2 separate regions of the Homo sapiens genome follow, and region 2 is linked to region 1. The links are chromatin loops, found by intact Hi-C in ENCODE. Cell type or tissue: Caco-2. All regions are shown on one strand. Links, peaks and the distances in the headings refer to the core of each region. The heading gives the core; the rest is flanking DNA.

What was found. A loop is a pair of places that touch in the nucleus more often than their neighbours do. Peaks named below come from ENCODE experiments on the same cell type or tissue, not always from the same donor. Only the 100,000 strongest peaks of a DNase experiment are listed, where the experiment ranks them.
Region 2: it touches region 1 in a loop (9-fold over the local background); 3 of 110 quality-filtered maps call a loop at or near these places.

What each region holds. Positions count from the first base shown.
Region 1 is chr3:148,454,142-148,466,555 of GRCh38, reverse strand. It overlaps LOC105374150 (a long non-coding RNA gene), which reads left to right and starts at 765. Exons shown (of 7, transcript XR_924571.2): 1 at 765-1,652; 2 at 2,117-2,176; 3 at 11,025-11,203. In Caco-2, for the core only: a CTCF peak has its summit at 6,402 (motif pointing right); no DNase peak of the experiment used is centred there.
Region 2 is chr3:148,624,321-148,636,734 of GRCh38, reverse strand. No RefSeq gene overlaps it. Among named protein-coding and RNA genes, the nearest start is that of AGTR1, 67 kb to the left of the region's middle. In Caco-2, for the core only: a CTCF peak has its summit at 5,030; no DNase peak of the experiment used is centred there.

The DNA.
Region 1 (12,414 bases), core at 3,182-11,181:
ATTTATTGTGTTATTTTTCTTTGTAGGAAGAGCCTAGTTAATTTATTACTGGTCTGAATTTTGTCTCAGATGCCTCTAACATTTGCCACACCACAGTGAAGAAAAGGGGTGGAGAATGGCAAACTTCCTTCAACTTCTGTTGTTAGAATGATAAAAGTTGAGTGGGGTGATTTCAAAGCTGGGGGTGATTCAAGCCTTCCTCTTCTCCAGAGTTCACGTCAGCCACCACCACAATGAGGCTGCCACCTTCCCACTTCCTTGCTCTTAAACCTAACAATGACAATCAGTACTCAGTCACAAACTGACAGAAATTCCAACTTGCAGAGTCAGAAAAGAAAAAGGGGCCAAGGATTGCTGGTGAGACGGAAGAAGCTTGAAGTGCAGACACATGCTTAAAGGAAAACTGTTTGATAAAAACACCCCATTTTTCCATTTTAAATGCCTTTTCAGTTTTTGTCTCAATTATTTTTAATCTTTCTTCTAAAGTGAGGTTTGAGTAATCTTTTTTAGAATGTAATCTTTATTGGTCCATGAATTAAGACAGATTATTATAAAGAATTATTGTTTTATGTATGGGATACAAATCAGAATTTACATTTATGTTTTCTTATTGTTTTTGAGGAACGTGACTGCTGCCTAGAATAAAATATTCTCATAAAAGGGTAGTGTTCACAGAGATACATATAATGGCTTATTGAGGCCTTTCTTCATATTTTTTATGTAGAATTAAATACACTTATTATGAAGACATCTTAGGTGATATATTGAGAAATAAGATTTAAAATGTGATTCAACATTTCTGCATACTTTATGTAACCTGCCTGTGAAAGAACCCTAGGGTTGGTGAAGATAATGACATACTAGCAGTGTGATACCGCTTATTAAAATTTCTATATGTCGTTGTTTTCTTTCAGAAGATCCAATTTGATCCTTGGTGTTTCAAAATCCATCTAATGCAGGTTTTCTCCTGTAACAGAAAAGGGCTATCTACAGGCAGGATATCCCATTTTGGTATCCTGTTAAGTGACTTTTAGACTTCCAGAGTTTGTCTTCTTTACCACTTGATATTGACGTCTTACTGCTCTTCACATCTAAGCCAAAGGATAGCGTTTTCTTCTATATTAATTCAAAGGTTCTTTAAGATCCGTGCACACAGGCTTTGTTTCACACCTTTGAACTAAGGTGCCTGGGATGCCTTCCATTCCTCAGAACAGACAAAAGCGAGCTCTCAACTCTTCTATTAAATGACTCAAACTTGAGTTTTCCTATGACAGCTTTCTCAGCAAACTCCTAACGAGGCAAAATTGGCTACTCGTGGCTTTGGTTCTCTGTATCCAGCACATTTTTCAACAACAGCCCCTAGAATACATCGGGGCACCTGAGGTTGTGCTTGAAACAAAATAGGCATTCAATATCTACAGACTGGCATCAATATTGACACTTACAGACTAACAGAATGACTGACTGGTTAGATATCTAATCACTTGCAGTGCTCTCATCAAGCCCATGATGGATTAATTCACACTCCTATTCTTTTGCATATGCTTTCTCTCTGGTCAGAGTCTTGTCTAGCTGAGTCATTAAGGTAAGAAGAAAATGAAGAGGAAAGAGGGGAGAAATAGCCAACATGTACCAAGAACCTGCTGAGCCAGGTACTGTGCCAAGCACTTTAATTAGTTAATTTAAGCTCACAATAACCAAATGAGGCAGGAACCATTATCATCCCCTTTTGACAATATAGAAAACTGAAACCAGGAGATCAATGAACTTTCCCACAGTTACACAACTAGTGTGGAAATTGGACTTAATTTCTATCTGTATGACTATAGCTCTCAAGCTATTAGGTTGGTGCAAAAGTAATTGCGGTTTTTGACTTTTTTTTTTTTTAAGGCAAAAACCACAATTACTGTTGCACCAATATAATGATAACCTTCAATCATTCTAACTTATTTAGCTAGCGAATGCAAACTGGTTTTACAAAATCTTTGCAGCTAACCATTTCTCCAAGGAGTAGAGCCTGGCATGACAGACATTTCAATGTTTCCCCTTTGTGCAGAGTTAGATGAGATTATTACTATGTGACTATTCCGATTTGTGTTTTTCCTGTTCCTTGAAGGCATGGATGATGTCATCTTGTCTCCTGTGCCTGGATATTTCCTGAGTCCTAGTTGAATAAGTGAGTGAATGTTCTTATTGTACAAATTTTTATCACAGTTATCATATGCATTGCAGCTATTTATTTTATAATCTTATAATCTTTTTTCCTGGCCTTCCTTCTGATGTTGTTCAGAAACATCTGCCAAATGAATGAAAGAATGAAAAAGTGAAGTTATGAATAAACACAAGTGATTGTGGTATGGAAGGCTTGTTTCCAAATCTTACTTGCCAGACTCTTAAAAATTTATTTGTTCTTATCTGTCTGAATAATTCCAACTCAAATGTCAAGACTCAAGATATGCATCTTTTCCTCAGAAAATGCCACCGTCCCCAATATTTACACCCAGGGTACACCCAGACTGACAGAGAGAAAAGGCTCATTGTTGGAGCTTCTATCTCTGACCAGAGCTGGATGATGGCACTTCCCATGCTGTAATGCAACACTTTATTTTGGTCTAGGTCTCCTGATAGGCTAAGACCTAGAGACTAATATTTTATTTAACTGTATGTCTTTAATATGTAGTATATTTCTTAGTATGCAGCCAACAGTTATTGACTATTAACTGCTATTTGTTGAATGAGTGAGTCATTTTGTATATTTATAAATAGGGGTAGGATCCCAGAAAATTAATTAAAGGAAAAAGAAGCTAGTTAAACTTTTAGTTTATTTTTTTATTTCCCTAGGTTTTTGGGGAACAGGTGTTATTTGGTTACATGAGCAAATTCTTTAGTGGTGATTTGTGAGATTTTGGTGCACGCATCACCTGAGCAGTACACACTAAACCCAATTTGTAGTCTTTTATCCCTCACCCGCCTCCCACCCTTTCTCCTGAGTCCCCAAAGTCCATTGTATCATTCTTTTTTTCTTTTGAGACAGAGTCTCACTCTGTTGCCAGGCTGGTGTGCAGTGGTGCCATCTCGGCTCACTGCAACCTCTGCCTCCTGAGTTCAAGCAATTCTCTTGCCTTAGCCTCCCAAATAGCTGGATCTACAGGCACGCACCACCACGCCCAGCTAACTTTTTGTACTTTTAGTAGAGATGGGGTTTCACCATGCTGGCCAGGATGGTCTCGATCTCTTGACCTCATGATCCGCCCACCTTGGGCTCCCAAAGTGTTGGGATTACAGGCGTGAGCCACCGCACCTGGCCCATTGTATCATTCTTATGCCTTTGCACCCTCATAGCTTAGCTCCCACTTATGAGTGAGAACATACAATGTTTGGTTTTCCATTCCTGAGTCACTTTACTTAGAATAATAGTCTCTAGTTCCATCCAGGTTGCTGCAAATGCTGTTAATTTGTTCCTTTTTATTACTGAATAGTATTCCATTGTATATATATATATATGCCACAATTTCTTTATCCAATCGTTGATTGATGAGGATTTCAGCTGGTTCCATAGTTTTGCAATTGTGAATTGTGCTGCTATAAACATGTGTGTGCAAGTATCTTTTTTGCATGATGACTTCTTTTCCTTTAGGGAGATACCTAGTAGTGGGATTGCTGAATCAAATGGTAGTTCTACTTCTAGTTCTGTAAGGAACCTCCACACTGTTTTCCATAATGGTTGTACTAGTTTACATTCCCACCAGCAGTGTGGAAGTGTTCCCTTTTCACTGCATCCATGCCAACATCTATTTTATTAATTTTTTTTTTATTATGGCCATTCTTGCAGGAGTAAGGTGGTATTGCATTGCAGTTTTGATTTGCATTTCCCTGATCATTAGTGATAGTGAGCATTTTTCACGTTTGTTGGCCATTTGTATACCTTCTTTTGAGAATTGTCTATTCATGTCCTTAGCCCACTTTTTGATGGGACTGTGTGTTTTTTTCTTGCTGATTTGTTTGAGTTCATTGTAGATTCCGGATATTAGTCCTTTGTCAGATTTATAGATTGTGATGATTTTTTCTCCCACTCTGTAGGTTGTCTGTTTACTCTGCTGACTGTTCCTTTTGCGTGCAGAAGCTGTTTAGTTTAATTAAGTCCCATCTATTTATCTTTGTTTTTGTTGCATTTGCTTTTGGGTTCTTGGTCATGAAGTCTTTCCTGAGGCAATGTCAAGAAGGGTTTTTCCAATGTTATCTTCTAGAATTTTTATAGTTTCAGGTCTTAGATTGAAGCCCTTGATCCAACTTGAGTTGATTTTTGTATAAGGTGAGAGATGAGGATCCAGTTTCATTCTTTGACATGTGGCTTGCCAATTATTCCAGCACCATTTGTTGAAGATCAGTTGACTGTAGGTATTTGGGTTTATTTCTGGGTTATTTATTGTGTTTGATTGGTCTATGTGCCTATTTTTATACCACTATCATGCTGTTTTCATTACTTTGGCCTTGTAGTATAGTTTGAAGTCAGGTAATGTAATGCCTCCAGATTTGTTTGTTTTGCTTAGTCTTGCTTTGGTTATGCAGGTTTTTTTTTGTTGGTTCCATATGGATTTTAGGATTGTTTTTTCTAGTTCTGTGAACAATGATGGTGGTATTTTGGTGGGAATTGCATTGAATTTGTGATTGCTTTTGGCAGTATGTTCATTTTCACAATACTGATCCTACCTATCCATGAGCATGGGATGTGTTTCCATTTGTTTGTGTCATCTGTGATTTCTTTCAGCAGTGTTTTGTAGTTTTCCTTGTAGAGGTCTTTCAACTCCTTGGTTGTATATTCCTAAGTATTTTATTTTATTTTATTGCAGCTATTGTAAACGGAGTTGAGTTCTTGATTTGATTCTCAGCTTGGTTGCTATTGGTGTATAGCAGAGCTACTGATTTGTGTACATTAATTTTGTATCCTGAAACTTTGTTGAATTCATTTATCAGTTCTAGGAGCTTTTTGGAGGAGACTTTAGGGTTTTCTAGGTACATGATTGTATCATCAGCAAACAGCGACAGTTTGACTTCTTCTTTACCAATTTGGATGCCCTTTCTTCTTTCTCTTGTCTGATTGCTCGTCAAGGACTTCTAGTACTATGTTGAATAGAAGTGGTGAGAGTGGGCATCCTTATGTTGTTCCAGTCCTCAGAAGGAATGCTTTCAACTTTTCCCCATTCAGTATGATGTTGGCTGTGGGTTTGTCATAGATGGCTTGTATTACATTGTGGTATGTTCCTTGTATGCCGATTTTGCTGAAGGTTTTAATCATAAAGGGATGCTGGATTTTGTCAAATGCCTTTTCTGTGTATCTGGAAATGATCATGTGATTTTTGTTTTCAATTCTGTTTATGTGGTGTAACACGTTTATTTACTTGTGTATGTTAAACTGTCCCTGCATGATATGAAACTCACTTGATTGTGGTAGATTATCTTTTTGATATGCTGTTGGATTTGGTTAGATAGTATTTTGTTAAGGATTTTTGCATCTATGTTTATGGGGGATATTGGTCTGTAGTTTTCTTTTTTTGTTATGTCCTTTCCTGGTTTTGGCATTAGGGTGATACTGGCTTCATAGAATGAATTAGGGAGGATTCCCTCTTTCTCAGTCTTGGGAAATAGTGTCAACAGTATTGGTACCAAAGTCCATTTCACTCCCCTGCAACCTCCACTGGATCAGGTGCTGGTATCTATGGCTGAGAGACCTGAAGATGGTTCACATAATGGGACTCTGAGCAGACACCCCCCAGTACCAGCCCACGGCCTGGTAGCCCTGCGGGGTGGCTAGATCCAGAAGAGAAATAACAATCACTACAGTTCAGTTCTCAGGAATCCACGTCCCTAGGAAAAGGGCAAGAGTACTATATTAAGTGAGCACCCCGTGGGACAAAAGAATCTGAACAGCAGCCTTGAGCCCCAGACCTTCCCTCTGACATAGCCTACCCAAATGAGAAGAAACCAGAAAAACAAATCTGGTAATATGACAAAACAAGATTCTTTAACACCCCCCAAAAATCACACTAGCTCACCAGCAATGGATCCAAACCAAGAAGAAATCCCTGAATTGCCAGAAAAAGAATTCAGAATGTTGATTATTAAGCTAATCAAGGAGGCACCAGAGAAAGGTGAAGTCCAATTTAATTTTTAGTTCTTTAAGGAATCTCCACACTGTTTTCCATAATGGTTGTACTAGTTTACATTCCCATCAGCAGTGTAGAAGTGTTTGTGTGACTTGTAAGGAGGTGGAGATTGCACCTACCAGTAAACTTCCCTTTGGAAATAGTCACGTAGTGCTGTTAAAAAGTATATAATAAAAACCACTTTAGGCCAATAGTTGTAAAAATGCAACCCAAGGCTTCCAAAATGTTAGCAACAATACTCTTAAATTCCAGCAGATGGTAGTGTTGTTATAAAAATCTGCCATCCTTGGTTAGCTAAAATAAAACACATCTCACTTTTCATAAAAACACTTTTGTTCTTTTTTCCTTTGAAAAATGAAGAGAAAAGAGGGTGCCCAATAACTCTTCTTTCTAGAAGCTTTAAGTAAGAAAGAAAACTTAAAAAAAGAAAGTGGTCACTGTTGGTCCATGATAGAAGAATTATAAAAAAGTTTATTTTTCATAATTGATGGTATATAGATAGATATGGATGATATATATTATATATAAATATAAAATTTATATGAATATAATTATGTCACAGAAATGATAAAAATGATATATTGTGTGTTGGTCACTATTTATCTACATGTAATTATATGTATATAAATTGCATATATCATATACATAATTTTTTTCTGTATTTGCTGTTTAGGATTGGAGAAGGAACAATGGTCCCCTTCCCCACATCTACAACTATCAACTCTTCAAAATATGGTTAAAAAGGACTCTAATTATTTAAAAATATAATAATGTATCTTTCCATTGCTGGGGTGTCCATGTTTGTATTACCTTGAGATCAAATTCTGATAGAGTATATGGGAACATTTCTCTTTTGCCTTAGTCCAACCCCACATTTATTAGTCCAAAATTAAAATGCATATTATCTTTTGACTGATCAATGAAATGGGTACCAGTCAAAGATTACAAAGAAAGATTTCAAGAAAGACTTCAGAATATCTGAGTACTGTACAAGCAAACAAGATCTTGGTTTAGATTATTTGTTAATACTTCCTAAAGTTCAGCAATTTCTTATAGAACAACTGAATGATATCCTGAAGTAACACATATTTCTGCTGTTGTAGAAAAGGAAGATAATTTTCTCCTTAAATCTTCTTATTCTTTTTATGCTTGCATCTATTTAGTATACAAATCAAAGGGATAAAAAACTGATGTACAGACGGTCCCCAATTTACAATGGTTTGACTTGACTTTTTGACTTTATGATGGTGCAAAAACCATGCACATTCAATAGAAAGTGGTAAGACGCTCTCTTGTGATGCTGCAGCTCCCAGTCAGCCATGCCATCACGAGGGTAATCAACTGGTACTCTGTAGTGTCCTGTGTTGCCAGATGGTTTTGCCCAACTGTAGCCTAATTTAAGGTGTCTGAGCACATTTAAGGTAGCCTAGGCTAAGCTACAAGGTTAAGTAGTTTAGGTGTATTAAAGGCACTTTTAAGTTATGATATTTTCAACTTACAATGTTTATGGAGATGAAATGTTACGTTAAGTCAAGGAGCATCTGTATAAGCAGGATCATTATCCTTATATTAATGAGATCAAAAAAGAGAAGCATTCACTAAGACAATTTATTTCTTTTAGTACTATTTTCTTGATAAGGAAAAAAGACAAGAAAAGTTGACCAAATTTTTAAATATTTACATTTTATATTTTTAAAGCATATCAATTCTATACAGGCCACCTAAATATTAGACGTTCAGATAAGTGACTTCTAACATATTCTGAGGGCATTTTTATATGTATGTAAATGTGTTTATATAGACATTTACATACATATATAGACATTTACATACACATATTTATCTTTACATCTCTGAAATTAGTATTGAAATATGTGAGAAACAGGATTTGTTGTGTGTGCTCATTTTAAAAACACTGTATAACTGTGTAAAATATTTTTCATTGTGGAAAATGGTTAGATGGTATTATGTAGAATTATTTTACAGCCGGTGACATAAGGGGTGATTTTTTCAAAGAATTCTTTTACTATTTTGAAGTGTCCTTTTAAAAGAATGATACTTTTTATAACTGATAAAATAATTATTGTAATATAAAATTCAATGTCCAAAGACATTATCAGGAACACACTGATTATTGAAAAAGTAGTTTGTAAAACCTGATGTCTAATATATTAATGAAAATAAAATTTATTTTTGTTAATCTAGGTCATAACTGCTTTTGGAATATCATGAAACATATGAATGAATTTATTCCAAGTGAAAAATCATTCAGTAGAGTCAAACTATAGTGTTTTCCAAAGGAATTTCCTTTTAATGACTTGCAGATGTTGTTGTGTTTAATGTCAATAAAAAATTGAATTCAGTTTTTGGACATAAAAATTTACATGAAATACATCCCCCGAGTACATTAAGTGTTTTCATATTCATGAAAAAGACCATTTGGAAAAGAGTAAAAACAGATATTTAAAAAATTTATTACTAAAAATGTTTGTTAAATATTATAATGACTTTCCTAGAGCAATCCCTTAAATTAAAAACCTAAGAAAATAATCGATTTTATTTTAGAGAGAGAAAGTGTTTTTAGGATTGAGAAAGAAATTACTTCTTAATATTTCAAAATCCTGTACAGGTTAAGCATTCCTAATCCCAAAATTTGAAATCTGAAATGCTTCAAAATCCAAAACTTTTGAGTGCCCATTTGATGCCACAAGTGGAAATAATACAGTTGACCTCACATGATTGGTTGCAATCAAAATGCAGGCACACAACAGACTAGTGATCATGATAACAGTGATGATGAAGATGACTGACATTGTTAACACTGCAGAAAAATTATCTAGAGATGGCATGGTGAAAATGTGTGATGGGCTTATTGAAGGACTAGGGCAGTATGCATTCATCACAGAACAAGAAATCACGTAAGCTATAAAATCAAATAAATAATTCTAAGACAAAAAAATGAAAAATTAAAACAAGTTGTTAATGAGGCAGATGACATTCTGGAAGAAACATTTTAAGAAGCCATCCAATAGGATGCTTCTTCATCTTTAGAGGGCCCTCAAGTGCTTCTGATTCTTCTTCTCGCCTATCTCAAAATACAATACGATGTATAGTAACCTTCTAATCTAAACAGAGGATTGCGGGTAGAGACTGAAAGTCTGCCATTGCTTGTGGATGTTGTTTGACAGCTGATACAGGCATTCTGGTGATGACACTGTGCTGTTTGGTTACCTCAAACACATTATTTTTTTCACTGTATTAATGGTGTGTCCTCTTTTTTACAGTTAAATACCTATGTGTGAATAAGTGTAAGAAAATGATTGCTTATTAATAGCATATAAATTCAGAGTCAGGAGTGATGGTAATGCCAGAAAAAAATCTTCAGATTATCTACATGAGTGGCTGAGATAGTGACACTTTTGCTTCCTGATGAGTCAACGTACACAAACTTTGTTTCATGCTCAAATCTGTTTTAAAATATTGTAGAAAATTATCTTCAGGTTAGGTGTACAAGGTGTATATGAAACATAAATTTTGTGTTGTGACTTGGGTTCTATCCCCAAGATATTTCATTATGTATATGCAAATATTCCAAAATTTGAAAAACTCCAAAACACTTCTTGTCCCAAGCTTTTTGGATAAGGGATACTTAACATGTATTTGTTTTTTTCAATCTGCATTTTAAATTTTCTGATAAAATATATGGAAAAAACAACATCTCTAAAAAAACGCACTCCTTCTAAAGTCATAAAATTTCTATTTCAGTGTATGTTAGTAATTCAGAGAAGGTCCCTAGATGTGTGCTTCTCTAGAACTTTGCCCTTTTCTCTGTCATAATACTTGCAATTGCCTCCTCGTTTACTTACCTTGCTAGATTGCAAGTTTCTTGAAGTCAGGAACCATGACTCATTAGCTTACCATGCTATTTCAGTGCCCAGCACAATGCTAGGCCCTCAAGAAGTATTTACTAAATGAAGAATCCAGATTTTTAAAAAAAAAATTCGTGGGTATATAGTAGGTGTACATCTTTATGGGGTACATAAGATAGTTTGATACAGGCATGCAATATGAAATAAGCACATCATGAAGAATGGGGTATCTACCCCCTCAAGCATTTATCCTCTGAGTTACAATCTAATTATACCCTTTAAATCATTAAAATGTACATTTAAGTTATTATTGACTATAGTCACCCTATTGTGCTATCAAATAGTAGATCTTATTCACTCTTTCTATTTTTTTCATACCCCTTAATCATCCCCAACTCCCCCCTCCAAGGATCCAGATTTTTTACTCTCTCACCATATTTTTTTTAAAAAACCTTATTTTATTTTTTATTTCCTAAGGGTGCTAAAATTCTGAAAAATCATCCGGAAGTAATAGCATCACAATATTAGTATTTATTTAGTCATCTATCAAGTCATCCTCCCACCCCCCGAATTAGGGCATGTGGGTGAAGTCTTAGGAGCCTGCAACATTTTTTTTTCCTTTTAAAGGGGCTAGGCACACTCATACCAAGTTGCTCCTTGGCATTTTAAGTGCTATTAGCTTTAGAGTTAAGACATGCTCTAAATGAAGTACCAATTACTAGTCACTGGTTCAAAATTCAAAGGGGAAGAAGAAAGGAGTTGAGGGTGAAGTTAATAAGTAGTCTTCTGCCCTACACTCTGAATCTGCACCCTGATTTGTCCCCATTCATCTCCTCAAACCCACCCCGCCTATGAGGTCATTTCTACTCTGGAATCTGGGACAAATCGAAGGTATAAAGGAGTTTAACTATTTGTAGCTGAGTTCTCAGGGAGACTGAACCTTGAATCCATGTTTCTCTGGTTTTACTCTGACCTTTTGTTTTATTTCTAGAAAATGCAATTCTTGACTTGAGATGAATCAGTTCCCCAATTTATACTTCATTCGTGGAAACTGGGTCTTGGGCAACATCTCAGCAATTCCTTCCAATCTGAAGTTCTCTCATCTGCTGGTAACCGGTCCATTCCTATTGGCGTTCAAGCAATCACAAACACATCCTACTTTTGAGAAATGTGAGCACATGCTTCCCAGCCCCTTCCTAAAACTCTGCCTTGGATAGAAAACATATCCCTGGGTAGCTCTTTTTCTGTCATCACTTTTGCCAGATGTTGATGGCAGAATTCCTCTTTGTTTATTATTAACATCAATTCCAGGAGATGTGTTACCCTCTGTCCAGAACATGAAGTACTTGACTTGCATCTATCTTGCTTATGATTTGTATTTCATTGGCACATCGTCCAAGATGAAAAAATTCAAGCAGTATAATCATAAATATTGGCATTTCAGTCATCTGATCCCTAATTTTTTCCCTTAACATTAGGAATTGATTCCATTTACAATGATTGCTGCCTATGTAATTATTTCTTTGTAACACAATATTTTAAGAGTACATTAACTCATGCATTATGAGATTGAGTATGTCATAATTATACAAAGCAGCAACTTGATCCAAGAGTTACAAAAAAGAATGATACTACCTTTCAATTATGACTTTATCTCAGATCCATTTATTAAGTATTGTCAGACTCATGGCCTGTGGGTATCTTTATTTTGTGTCATAAATAGAAAAAGAAAAAAGCGTTCAGTTCAGAGCTCAAATCCCTTTTAGGAAAAAAAAAAATCGTACGGTAAAACTGTTTAGCATAAGAAAAACTTTTTTTAAGGCTTTACATAGTTCGTAAACAAGTGTTTATAAAGCCCCTTTTGGGCCTTTGCGACCTTCATAAAATGCCCCTGATTATCAAAGAACAAATAAATTAGGCAGGTATACTAAATTTTTCTCTTACAAAGAAACACTGGTGAAATTATGTTAAAATAAACTTGACAGGATTTCTGGATAGATGACACTTCAGTGCCAATAATGTTGTTTCTCTGATAACCTTGCTAAAAGGCTAAATTTTTCAGTAATAGATTATTCCTGACCATGATACAGATTGCATTTTTAATTTTGCAAATGTTTTTGATTGGCTACTATGACCTTGATATCACACTGGACACCAGGCTATCAGGGGTTGATACTGGCTGTAAAGTCATCACAGGTGTTTTATTTGCAGCCAACTAGTGTTCTCTTTAACTTTGATTCCTATCTAAACTAGTTGGAAAAACCCAGGATGGGAAAAACAGAAAAGAAAAAAAGAGAGAGAGAGAAAAGCGTTTTTCATGAAGAACCATTCTGCAAAGCATTCTTTATTTTTCTCTTTCCTTCTTTTGTGAAGGGGTCAAC
Region 2 (12,414 bases), core at 2,029-10,028, 170 kb before region 1:
TATACCTAGCCATGGAATTTGTGGATCATATGGTAGTTCTATTTTTAGTTTTCTGAGGAACCTCCGTACTGTTCTTCATAATGGCTGTACGAATTTACATTCCCACCAACATTGTATAAAGGTTCTCCTTTCTCCACACCCCTGCCAGCTTCATTATTGCCTGTCTTTTGGATAAAAGCCATTTTAACTAGGGTGAGATGATATCTCATTGCAGTTTTGATTTGCATTTCTCTGATGATCAGTGATGTTGAGCACATTTTTATGTGTCTAATTGTCATTTGTATGTCTTCTTTTGAGAAATGTCTGCTTAGATCTTTTGCCCATTTTTAAATTGGATTGTTAGATTTTTTTCCTATAGAGTTGCTTGAGCTCCTTATATATTCCGGTTATTAATCCTTTTTCAGATGGATGGTTTGCAAATATTTTCTCCCATTCTGTGGGTTGTCTCTTCACTTTATTGATTGTTTCATTTGCTGACCAGAAGCTTTTTAGTTTGATGTGATCCCATTTGTCCATTTTTGCTTTGGTTGCCTTAGTTTATTTTGTTTTGATTTTTGTATATGGTGAGAGATAGGGGTCTAGTTGCATTCTTCTGCATGTGGATATCCAGTTTCCCCAGCACTGTTTATTGAAGGGGCTGTCTGTTTCCCTGTGTATGTTCTTGGGATCTTTGTGGAAAATGAGTTCACCGTAGATGTACAGATTTATTCCTGTGTTCTCTATTCTGTTCCATTGGTCTACGTGTCCATGTTTATGCCAGTACAACACTGCTTTGGTTACAGTAGCTCTGTAGAATAATTTAAAGTTAGGTAATGTGATTCCTCCACTTTTGTTCTTTTTGCTCAGGGTGGCTTTGGATATTTTGGGTCTTCTGTAGCTCCACATAAATTTTAGGATTATGTTTTCTATTTCTGCAAATAGTATCATTGGTATTTTGATAGGGATTGCACTGAATCTATGTATTGCTTTGGGTGATATGGACATTTTAACAATATTGATTCTTCCAATCCATGAACATGAAATATTTTTCAATGTTTTTGTGTGATCTTCAACTTATTTTATCAGTGTTTTATAGTTTTCACTGTAGAGAACTTTCACTTCTTTGGTTAAGTTTATTAGTAGATATTTTATTTTGTTTGTAGCTTTTATAAATGAAATTACCTTCTTGATTTCTCTTTCAGATTATTAGCTGTTGGCATATAGAAATGATGCTGGTTTTTATATGTTGATTTTGTATCCTGTGATTTTACTGAATTTATCAGTTCTAACAGTGTTTTGATGGAGGGTTTAGGTTTTTCCAAACATAAGATTATATCTGCACACATCTAAATTTGACTTCTTCCTTTCCAATTTACTTGCCTTTTATTTCTTTCTTCTGTCTGATTGCTCTAAGAAGGACTTCCAGTACTATGTTGAATAACAATGGTGAAACTGGGCATACTTATCTTGTTCCGGATCTTAGAGGAAAGGCTTTCAGTTTTTCTGTGTTCAGTACAATACTAGCTGTGGGTTTGCCATATATGCCTCTCATTGTGTTAAGGTATGTTTCTTCTGTACCCAGTTTTTTGAGGGTTTTTATCATGAAGGGATGTGGAATTTTATCAAATGCTTTTTCAGCATCAATTGAGATGATCATATGGATTTGCCTTTCATTCTGTTGATATGACGTATCATGTTGATTGATTTGCATGTTGATTGATTTGCATATATTGAACCATCCTTCTATCTCTGGGATGAATCCTAGTTGGTCATGGTGGACGATCTTTGCAATGTGTTATTGAATTCAGTTTGCTAGTATTTTGTTGGGTATTTTTGCAATGTTCTTCAGAGATATTGGCCTGTAGATTTCTTGTTTTGATGTATCTTTGCCAGGTTTTGGTATCAGGGTAATACTGGCCTTACAGAATGAGTTAGGAAATATTCCCTCTTCTTCTATTTTTTTGAATACTTTGAGTAGTTGATACTAGTTTTTCTTTAAATGTTTGGTAGAATTCAGCAGAGAAGCCCATTGGGTCTGGGCTTTCCTTTGCTGGGAGTCTTTTTACTATAGCTTTATCTTGTTACTTGTTATTAGTCTGTTCAAGTCTTGAATTTCTTCATGGTTCAATCTTGGTAGCTTGTATGTGTCTAGAAATTTATCCATTTTTTCTAGGTTTTCCGATTTATTGGCACATAGTTGCTCATAGTAGTCTCTAATGATCTTTTGAAGTTCTGCAGTATTGGTGTAATGCCTCTTTTTCATCTCGCATTTTATTTATTTGGGTCTTCTCTCTTTTTTTTTCTTTGTCTGGCTAAAGGTTTGTCAATGTCATTTACCTTTTCAATAAAGCAACTTTTTATTGATCTTCTGTATTTGTTTTTTCATTTCAATTTTATATATTTTTGCTCTGATCTTTATAATTTATCTTCTACTAATTTTGGGTTTGTTTGCTCTTGCTTTTCTAGTTCTTTAAGATGCATTATTGGGTTGTTTATTTGCAGTTTTTCTACTTTTTTGATGTTGGTGCTTGTTTTTATAACCTTTTCTCTTGGTACTGCTTTTGCTGTATTCCATAGGTTTTGATATGTTGTGTTTCCATTTTCATTTGTTCCAAGAAATTTTTTAATTTTCTTGTTAATTTCTTCATTGATCCACTGGTCATTCAGGACCATATTGTTTAATTTCCATGTGTTTGTTGTTTTCATAGTTTCCAAAATTCCTGTGTTATTGATTTTTAGTTTTATTCCACTGTGGTCAGAGAAAATGCTTGATAATATTTCAACTGTTTTTTGAATATTTTAAGATTTGTTTTGTTACCTAACATATGCTCCATCCTTGAGAATGACCAATGTGCTGAGGAGAAGAATGTGTATTTTGTAGCCATTGGGTGAAATGTTCTGTAAATATCTATTAGATCCATTTGGTCTATAATGCAGATCAGGTCCAATGTTTCTTTGTTGGATTTCCATCTGGATGATCTGTCCAACACTGGAAGTGGGGGTGTTGAAGTCTGCAACTATCATTATATTGGGACATAGTCTGTCTATCTCTAATAATATATGCTTTACATATATGAGTGTTCCAGTGTTGTGTGCACATATGTTTACAATTGTTATATTCTATTGCCGAATACCCTCTTGACTACTTTATCATCATATAGTGACCTTTTTTTTCAAAATCTATTTTATCTATATACATATAGCTGCTCCTGCTCCTTTTTGGTCTCCACTTACATGGAATATCTTTTCCCATCCCTTTATTTTCAGTATATGTGTGTCTTTATAGGTAAAATGTGTTTCTTGTAGGCAAAAGGTTATTGTGTCTTTTTTTTAATCCATTCAGCCACTCTATCTCTTTTGATTGGAGAGTTTAGTCCATTTACGTTCGCTATTATTATTGACAACTAATGACTTACTACTGCTATTTTGTTATGTGTGTTTTAGTTTTTTTGCGGTCTTCTCTTTCTCTCTTCCTTCCTGTCTTCCTTTTTGTGAAAGTGATTTTGTCTAGCATATTTTAATTTCTTGTTTTATATATTTTTGTGTATCTGTTGTAGGTTTTTAGATTTGAGGTTACCATCAGTCTTGCATATAACATATTACCTATTATTTTAAACTCATGACAACTATGATTGCAAAAACAAACAAACTAATAAACAAACAAGGAGAAAACTAACTCTCCTTTAGAGAGAAAACTAACTAAACTCTATACTTTAACTTCATCTCCCCTGCCTTTAACTTTTTGTTGTTTCTATTGATATCTTATTACACTGTCTGTGTCTTAAAAACTTGTTGTAGCTATTATTTTTGATAGGTTTGTCTTTTAGTCTTTCTACTCAATATGAGTAGTTTACACAAGACAATTACAGTGTTATAATCATCTGTATTTGTCTGCATATTTACAGTTATCAGTGAGTTTTATACCTTCAGATGATTGCTCATTCACAGCCTTTCTTTTCTAATGGAAAAACTTACTTTAGCATTTCTTGTAGGATAGGTCTGGTTTTGGTGAAATCTCTTAGCTTTTGTTTGTCTGGATAAGTCTTTATTGCTCTTTCATGTTTGAAGGATATTGTTGCTGGATATAATATTCTAGGATACAAGTTTTTTCCTTCAGCACTTTAAATATATCATGCTACTCTCTCCCAGCCTATAAGGTTTTTACTGAGAAATCTGCTCTGCTGGAAAATCTATTTGAGCTCCTTTTTATGTTGTTTCTTTTCTCTTGCTGCTTTTCAGATCTTTTCTTCATTCTTCTCCTTTGGGAATTTGATTATTAAGTGTCTTGAGGTAGCCTTATTTGGGTTCAATCTGCTTGGTGTTCTATAACCTTCTTGTACTTGAATATTGGTATCTTTCTCTAGGTTTGGAAAGTTCTCTATTATCATCCCTTTGAATAAACTTTCTACCTTGACCTCTCTCTCTACCTCCTCTTTAAGGACAATAACTCTTAGACTTTCCCTTTGAGACTATTTTCTATGCCCTGTAGGTGTGCTTCATTCTTTTTTATTCTTTTTTTCTTTTTTCTTCTCTGTGTATTTTTAAACAGCCTTTCTTCAAGCTCACTGATTCTTTTTTCTGCTTGACCAATTCTGCTATTAAGAGACTCTGATGCATTCTTCAGTATGTCAACTGCATTTGTCAAGTCCAGAATTCATGCTTGACTTTTAAAAATTATTTTAATCTCTTTGCTAAATTTATTTGATAGGATTCTGAATTCCTTTTCTGTGTTATTTTGGCTTTCATCAAGCTTTCTCAAAACAGAAACAGAATTCTCTCTCTGAAAAGGCACATATTCCTGTCTCTCCTGTATCAGTAACTGGTGCCTTATGTAGTTCATTTGGTGGCGTCATTTTCCTGGATTATCTTGATGCTTGTGGATGTTCATCAATGTCTGGGCATTGAAGAGTTAGATATTTATTCTAATCTTTGCAACCTGGGCTTGTTTTACCCATCTTTCTTGTGAAGTATTAAAAGGGAATTTAGTGTTGTGATCTAAGTCTTTGGTCACTGCAGCCATACATGCATTAGGGGGCACTCCAAGCCTAGTAACGCTGTGACTTTTGCAGACTCATAAAGGTACCACCCTGGTGGTCTTGTATAAGACTGGAGAGAATTGCCTGGATTATCAAGCAAAGTCTCATGTTCTCTTCCATTACTTTCCCCCCAAAAAAACAATCTCTCTTTCCATACTGAGCTGCCTGGAGTTGAGGGAGGGGAGTTCCAAGCACTCCCATGACCACCACTGCTGGGACTATACTGGGTTACACTGGAACCTAGCAAAGTACTGAGTATCGCCCAAGGCCTTTAATGACTATTTACTGGCTACTGCTGATGTTTATTCGAAGCCCAAGGGCTAGTCAGCAGGTGACGAATCCTGCCAGGACTGGGTCTTTCCTTTCAGTGCAGCAAGTTCCCTCTGGCCCAGAGTGAGTATAAACGTGCCATGTAGGAGCTAGGGTCTGCAATTGGGATCTTTAGGAATTTGCTTGGTGCTTTATTTGACTGTGGCTGTGCTGGTTCTCGGACTACAAGACAAAGTCCCCTATAATTTTTTCTCTCCTTTCCTTAAGCAGAAGGAGTCTCTGTCTGTGGTCACCATTGCCCCAGTTCCATGGCAACTAAGGGCTGCCTACTGCTGATGTTTATTAAAGGTCCATGTGCTCTTTAGTCAGCAGGTGATGAGTCCTGCCAGGCCTGGGTCTCTCCCCTCAGGGCAGCAAGTTCCTTTCTAGCCTCAGGTGGGTCTAGAAATGACCTCAAGTAGTTAAGTCCTGGAATTGGGTACTTTAGGAGTCTACTGGGCACTTTACTGTGGCTGAGCTTGTACTCAAGTTGTAAGACAAAGTCCTTTTTACTCTTTCCTCTGCAAAAGCAGAAGGAGTCTTTTCCTGTGGCCACCACAGCTGGGAATGTGCTAGGTTACATCGGAAGCCAACACAGTACTGGGTCTTGCTCAAGGCCCGAGGAGACAGCTGCCTGGCTACCACTGTTGTTTATTCAAGGCTCAAGGGCTCTTTAGTCAGCAGGTGGTAAATTCTGGCAGGACTGGGTCCCTCCCTTCAGGTGGGGTGAAATCCCTTCTGGCCCAAAGTGGGTGTAGAAATTTCCAGGAGCCGGCCAGGCACGGTGGCTCACGCCTGTAATCCCAGCATTTTGGGAGGCCAAGTCGGGCGGATCACGAGGTCAGGAGTTTGAGACCAGCCTGATCAATATGGTGAAACCCCGTCTCTATAAAAAATACAAAAATTAGCCAGGTGTGGTGGTGCATGCCTGTAATCCTAGCTACTCAGGAGGCTGAGGCAGGAGAATCACTTGAACCCAGGAGGCAGAGGTTGCAGTGAGCTGAGATGGTGCCACTGCACTCCAGCCTGGGTGACAGAGCGGGACTCTGTCTCAAAAAAAAAAAAAAAAAGAAAGGGTTGATGCAGGCACTCCCTTGGTTACCCCAGCTGGTCTCACTGGGTCATGCACATCCCAAGTGCACTGGCTCTAAGCCCAGCACAGCACCAGGACTTGTGCAGGAATTATAGTCCTTATGGCCTAGATGGCTTTTCAAGTTTATTTAGGACCCAGAGTATTTCAGCCATAGTGGTGGGGCTAGATGAACTCAGGGTTTTGACCGCTGGGGTAAATGATTCCCCTCTGGTTAGGGCTGGTCTAAATGCTCACTCCATGGGCACCAGCTGAATTTTGCCCTTTGTTGCTTTCTGCTATGACAGTTTGCACTGAATTCCATTGCAAAGTCCCATAATCACTTTGCTTTTCCTCCCCCAAGCACACAGATTCTCTCTCCATACCATGTGGCACTGCCAGGAGACGAAGGAGGATTGGTGTAGTTGATTAAAGACTGTCTTTCCTACCTTCTTCAGCACCTTTTTCCTTGCTATGATGTTAAAACCACGTACTGTGATTGCTCACCTGATTTTTGGTTCTTATGAAGGTGTTTTCTTGTGTGGAGAGATGTTTAATTTGGTGTTCCTGCAGGGGTAGGAGATGGTGATTGTTGGAGGTTCTATTTGGGCATCTTGCTGCACCTCCTTCCTCCAGTCCTTTTCTATTAAGGCCTTTTACTGATTGGATGAGGCCCATCCACATTATGGAATGTAATCTGCTTTACTCAAAGTGTACTGATTTAAATGTTAACTTCATCTAAAAAATACCTTCACAGAAACATCTAGAATAATGTTTTTCCAAATATCTAGCAAAAGTGACACATAAACTCAACCATTTCATATTCCATTGTATGGATATACCACCATTTGTTTATCCATCTATCTGGTGATGGAATTTGAGGTGTTTTTGGTTTTTGGCTACTACAAATAAAATTTACGTGAACATTTGTGTACAAGTCCTTATATGAACATGTACCATCATTTGTATCATGAAAATACCTAGAAGTGGGATTGTTGGGTCATATGGTAAAAGAGTAAGTTTATAACAAACCACCACACAATTTTCCAAAGTGACTGTACAATTTTACATCTTGAATACAATATATGAAATACCAGTTGCTCCACATCCTTGCCAACACTTGGTATTATCAGTCTGTTATAATTTTAGCCATTGTAGTAAAGTTTCAGTGGCATCACATGATGGTTTTAATTTGCATTTCTTGAATGACTAGTGTCAAGCTCATTTCATATACCCACTTTCTACTTGAGTTGTTTTCTTCCTTTTGAGTTTCAAGAGTTCTCTATAAATTGTGAATACTAAGTATTTGTCAGATATATGTATTACGAATATTTTCTTGCAGTTTGGGCTTACCTTTTAGTTTTCTTGATGGTGCCTTTGGAAGTGCTAAAGTTTTTAATTTTGGTAAAGTCCAATTTACTGTTTTAAAAAATGGCTTGTGCTTTTTATTTTCTAAGATTTACTTGCTTAACTCAAAGTCATGGAGATTTTCTCATTTTTTCTTCTAAAAGTTTTATAACTTTTGGCTTTTAAATTTAGTTACATAATCCATTTTGAGTTTTTAAAAATGTATGTTTCGAGGTAAGGGTCAAAGTTCATTTTTTCCTTGTGGATATCCAGTTCTTCCAGTGTCATTTTTTGAACAGACTATCATTCTTTATTGAATTACCTTGGCATCTCTGTTCAAAGTCAATTAATCATATATGTGTATATGTCCACTTCTGGACTCTTTTGTGTTCCATTAATCTATATGTCCTTCATTATGGTAATACTATACTCTCAATTACATTTATCTATATATTTTTAAACTGTATGGGCACATGTGTCTGATTTGCACCCTAATACAAGTTTCTATGTGTTTTATATTATTTTATATTATCTAATACATTCTACTTCTTAGTACAATTTATCTTGGCTTCCTAGATAAGAAGAAACATGATCCTTTATGATTTAATGAATGCAAACCCTATTACTACCTCTGAGAAACTGAGAATACCTCTATCACACTTAAACAGAAAATTGAGTTCCTGAACAATTTGAATAAAAGTAGGAAGGCAGAAATACACAGAAGGAAAGATAAAGAAATTATTGGGCCAGGCGCGGTGGCTCATGCCTGTAATACCAGCACTTTGGGAGGCTAAGGCAGGAGGATGACTTCAGGTCAAGAGTTCGAGACCAGCCTGGCCAACCTGGTGAAACCCAGTCTCTATTAAAAATAAAAAAAATTAGCTGGGCACGATGGCAGGCACCTGTAATCCCAGCTACTTGGGAGGCTGAGGCATGATAATTGCTTGAACCAGGAGGCAGAGGTTACAGTGAGCTGAGATTGTACCATTGCACTCCAGCCTGGGTGACCGAGCAAAACTATGTCTCAAAAAAAAAAAAAAAGAAAGAAAAGAAGAAAATTATTGAACATGTACTCCATGCCATGTGTCTTTCCAGACACTGCTTCACAGTACCCCTGTGAAGTAAGTAGTATTATTTTTATTTTTCAGAGGGGAAAACAGAGTTCTAGAGGTTAAGTAACTTGCCCAAAGTCATTCAGTGTTTTTAAAATAGCTTTACTGAAATATAAATCACATCATAAAATTCATTCATTTACGTTGTTCAACTCAATGGTTTTGAGTATATTGGCAAGGTTGTACCAACACCACACTCTAATTTTAGAACATTTTCATCATCTCCCAAAGAAACTCCACACTTATTAGCAGGTATGCTCATTCTTCCCCCATCTAAACTGTTCACCCCTCCATCTCCCTTGTTGTACCTCCCCCGCCACCCCACTAAGCAGCTAAGCTACTTTCTGTCTCTATCAGTTTACCTATTCTGGACATTTTGTATAAATGGGATCATACAACATGTAGTGTTTTTGACTTATTTTACTTAGGGTATGTTTTCAAAGTTCATCTATGTTGTAGTATGCATAAGTATTTCATTCCTTTTTATTGCTGAATAATATTCCATTATATGGACATATTACATTTTGTTTATTCATTCATCAGTGAATGGAAATTTGGTTGTCTCCATTTTGGGGGTATTATGAATAATGCTGTCATAAACATTTGTGCACAAGTTTTTATGTAGACATGTTTTATTTCCTTTGGGTATATACGTGGGAGTGGAATTGGTGGATCATATGGACTTAGAGATTAAACCCTGGTTTGCCTGACTTCTCATTACTGAAGACTGCTTTTCCTTATGATTTATTTATGTGAAAGGACTACCTACTGAGATTTTAAGTTCTACTTTGTCTTGCTTCTATTAGAAATTGAATGAATAAAAAGTAATTATTTCCCTTCTGACCTTCACATTACCCAACATATCACCTTTAGAATACAGCCTTGACAATTTGTTCCTGGACCCCTTGTCCCAAGGGAAATTAAAGCTGCTTTATATTTTAAAGCCAATGAACAAGCTCAAAGCAGGACTTCTGAGGAAAAGATGAGGTGAAGGGAAAGAGATTGGAGAATGGAGAGTTTGGGGTGGGTGGTTTTTATGAGATAATGGAGATGTATTTTCTAAATGGAGGAAACAGTTGTGTGTATTCGTTGGGAGGATACTGAGGAGCAGTGGGTGAGAGTTCACCATGGCGGTGGAGAGGTGTCAAGGGCATCTCTGTGATCTGTCTGGAGATACAGTGAGGGACCAGCAAGTAACAATGCTATTGAATTGTAAATGAGGTTGCAGTGAAGGTGATGACCAGCAAGGATTAGGTCCATTGCCTGGTCTCCCGGAACGACATAAATTCCCAGGGTCCACATATAATTTTGGAGATGACATCCTCAGTAATGACAATGACTGGACCAATCCTGTCAAACCCTGATGGGCGCAGCCATATTGATTTAGGACAAAAAGACTTGACTAAAGTGTAAAAAGGGCCTGTTTTATATCTACTTTAGTTTATCAAGGATGCCAAGTTATGTATCTAAGATACATAAACCATCATTAGATTTCTAAAGAGGATAAATAACACTATTTTTTGACCATATAATTGTCCTTATTTTTAATAAGTGACAATTAAGAAGGGAATTTCCCTGAGCCTTAAAGAAAATGGTTATCAATATAAGGTCCATCTGATATTCCATGATGTCTGGATGAGAAAATTGGCGGCCATAGTCATTACTCTTTCTCCTGTGTCACCGGAAAGCTGATTTTAAAACAGGAAATGCTTATGAAACTTGGTCAGCAGTAGACATGTAACAAGTTATAACAAGATGATCACAACTTTGAATGACTTTTTCCCTCTTTAAAAGTTCATTTTGGCCTCTATGTTTTCCACACATCTGATTATAGCTATATGTGTGTGTATATAAATGTTTGAGAAGAAATCATAGCCATTTATTGATTGCCTACTAGTTCTTGGTACTTACTGGATGCATCACATAAACTATTTCTTCTGATCTTCATAATGAAAGTTTTTGGTGGATATTGTCTTCATGTTTTTATTGATGAAAAACAGTGGCTCAGAAGATCAAGGTTATATATTATATACAGCATGTAATAATATATAATGTAATATATAATAATATATGTCCCCCAAACTACCTTTTGATCTTAGTCTTGCCACCATGGTTTGCTCTGAGAATTATTAACAAATTTCAAATTATACTACTGAATACCTGCTATGTGCCAGGCACTAGGGTTAGTGTGTCAGGGATAGAGCAATTCTGAGCTGACTTCTTTTATGTTATCATATAAATTTTAACTGTCATCTAATATTTTCCTCTTGGCTACTTGTTTCTTCCTTCTCATCTCCCTGTTTATATCCTGTCAATACCACCACGTTTTTAATAGTGTCCTGACAGTCCACTTCCTGTTCAAGATGTTCTAGTAAAACAAGTTATATATGACATAAAGCAAATAAAGAAAAACATCAAAGAGGTAGTGAAAATTTAGCATTGCATTCACCAGCCTCCCTGGGAACAGCTGAGTGTGAACATGGACCACAGTTTAAGGTTTAAGAAGATTTAGGGAGGAAAAAGTGGTTTAAAGAGAAAAATAATTCACCACATTAAGCACCATGTGGACATATGGACATTTTATGCCAAAACAAATAGAAACTTATAAGAGCTTTAAAACAAGGCCTTAACATAATAAAATGAAGTTGTGTAAATATTTGCAAAGCAGCTTGATGCTAGATTTAATAGTTTGAAAGTTCCGGAATTTTTTAGGAAATTAACCCCAAGCTTAGTCTACTCGAAATCACGTAGATTTATCACCTTTCTTCCAAACATGGGAATGGATGATACTTATTACTTATTTAGATTTTGGTAAAAGATATAAGCAACTCGGAGGAATAAACCAAAAACGTGAAAATGGGACACCAGTTCTCAGCAGGCTGAACTTCATTTCTAAACTGTATAAACACAAAAAATAAATTAAAAAAAGGCAAGTCAAAACAAAAAGTCTCAAGTGCAAAAAATAAATAAATAAATAAAAATAAAACAAAACCAGACACCATGTAAGGTATTTTTTCCTTCCATTCTAAATATTTCTGTGGGGTAAATCAGCTTGAAGGAATTCAAGTTCTGTTTTCATTTTTTTTTTTAACCACTTACATTGCCTGACCTAGGGATTCATACCTTGCCTGACTTAGCATCAAAATCTTGAACATAGAATGGGCACTTGATGACTATATCCCTATTTGAAGAGTACTGTAAATATTAAATGCAGACTGAGACCAAATGCTCTGAATGGGGTTGCAGATAAAGAATAATTATATCTGAACTTGTTTATTTTTTGTGGTGGGTGTAATTAAATTTTAACTCATGTATCATTGTGTATCAGGAATGAAGGAATATATTAGTGCTGACTGCTTCAAAAGAAATGCTTAAATCCTGATGTTCAAACTGCTCTGTTTTCAGCAATTCTCATATTGTCATTCTTTTTCATGTTTCTTTTTCATTAGTAGATACGTTTTATAGAAATTTAAATGTAAATACCTCATTTTCATATAGCATTGCTTTAATCCCTCATTTGAATGTACAACTCTTTTTCATTTTATAATTTCTTATACACATT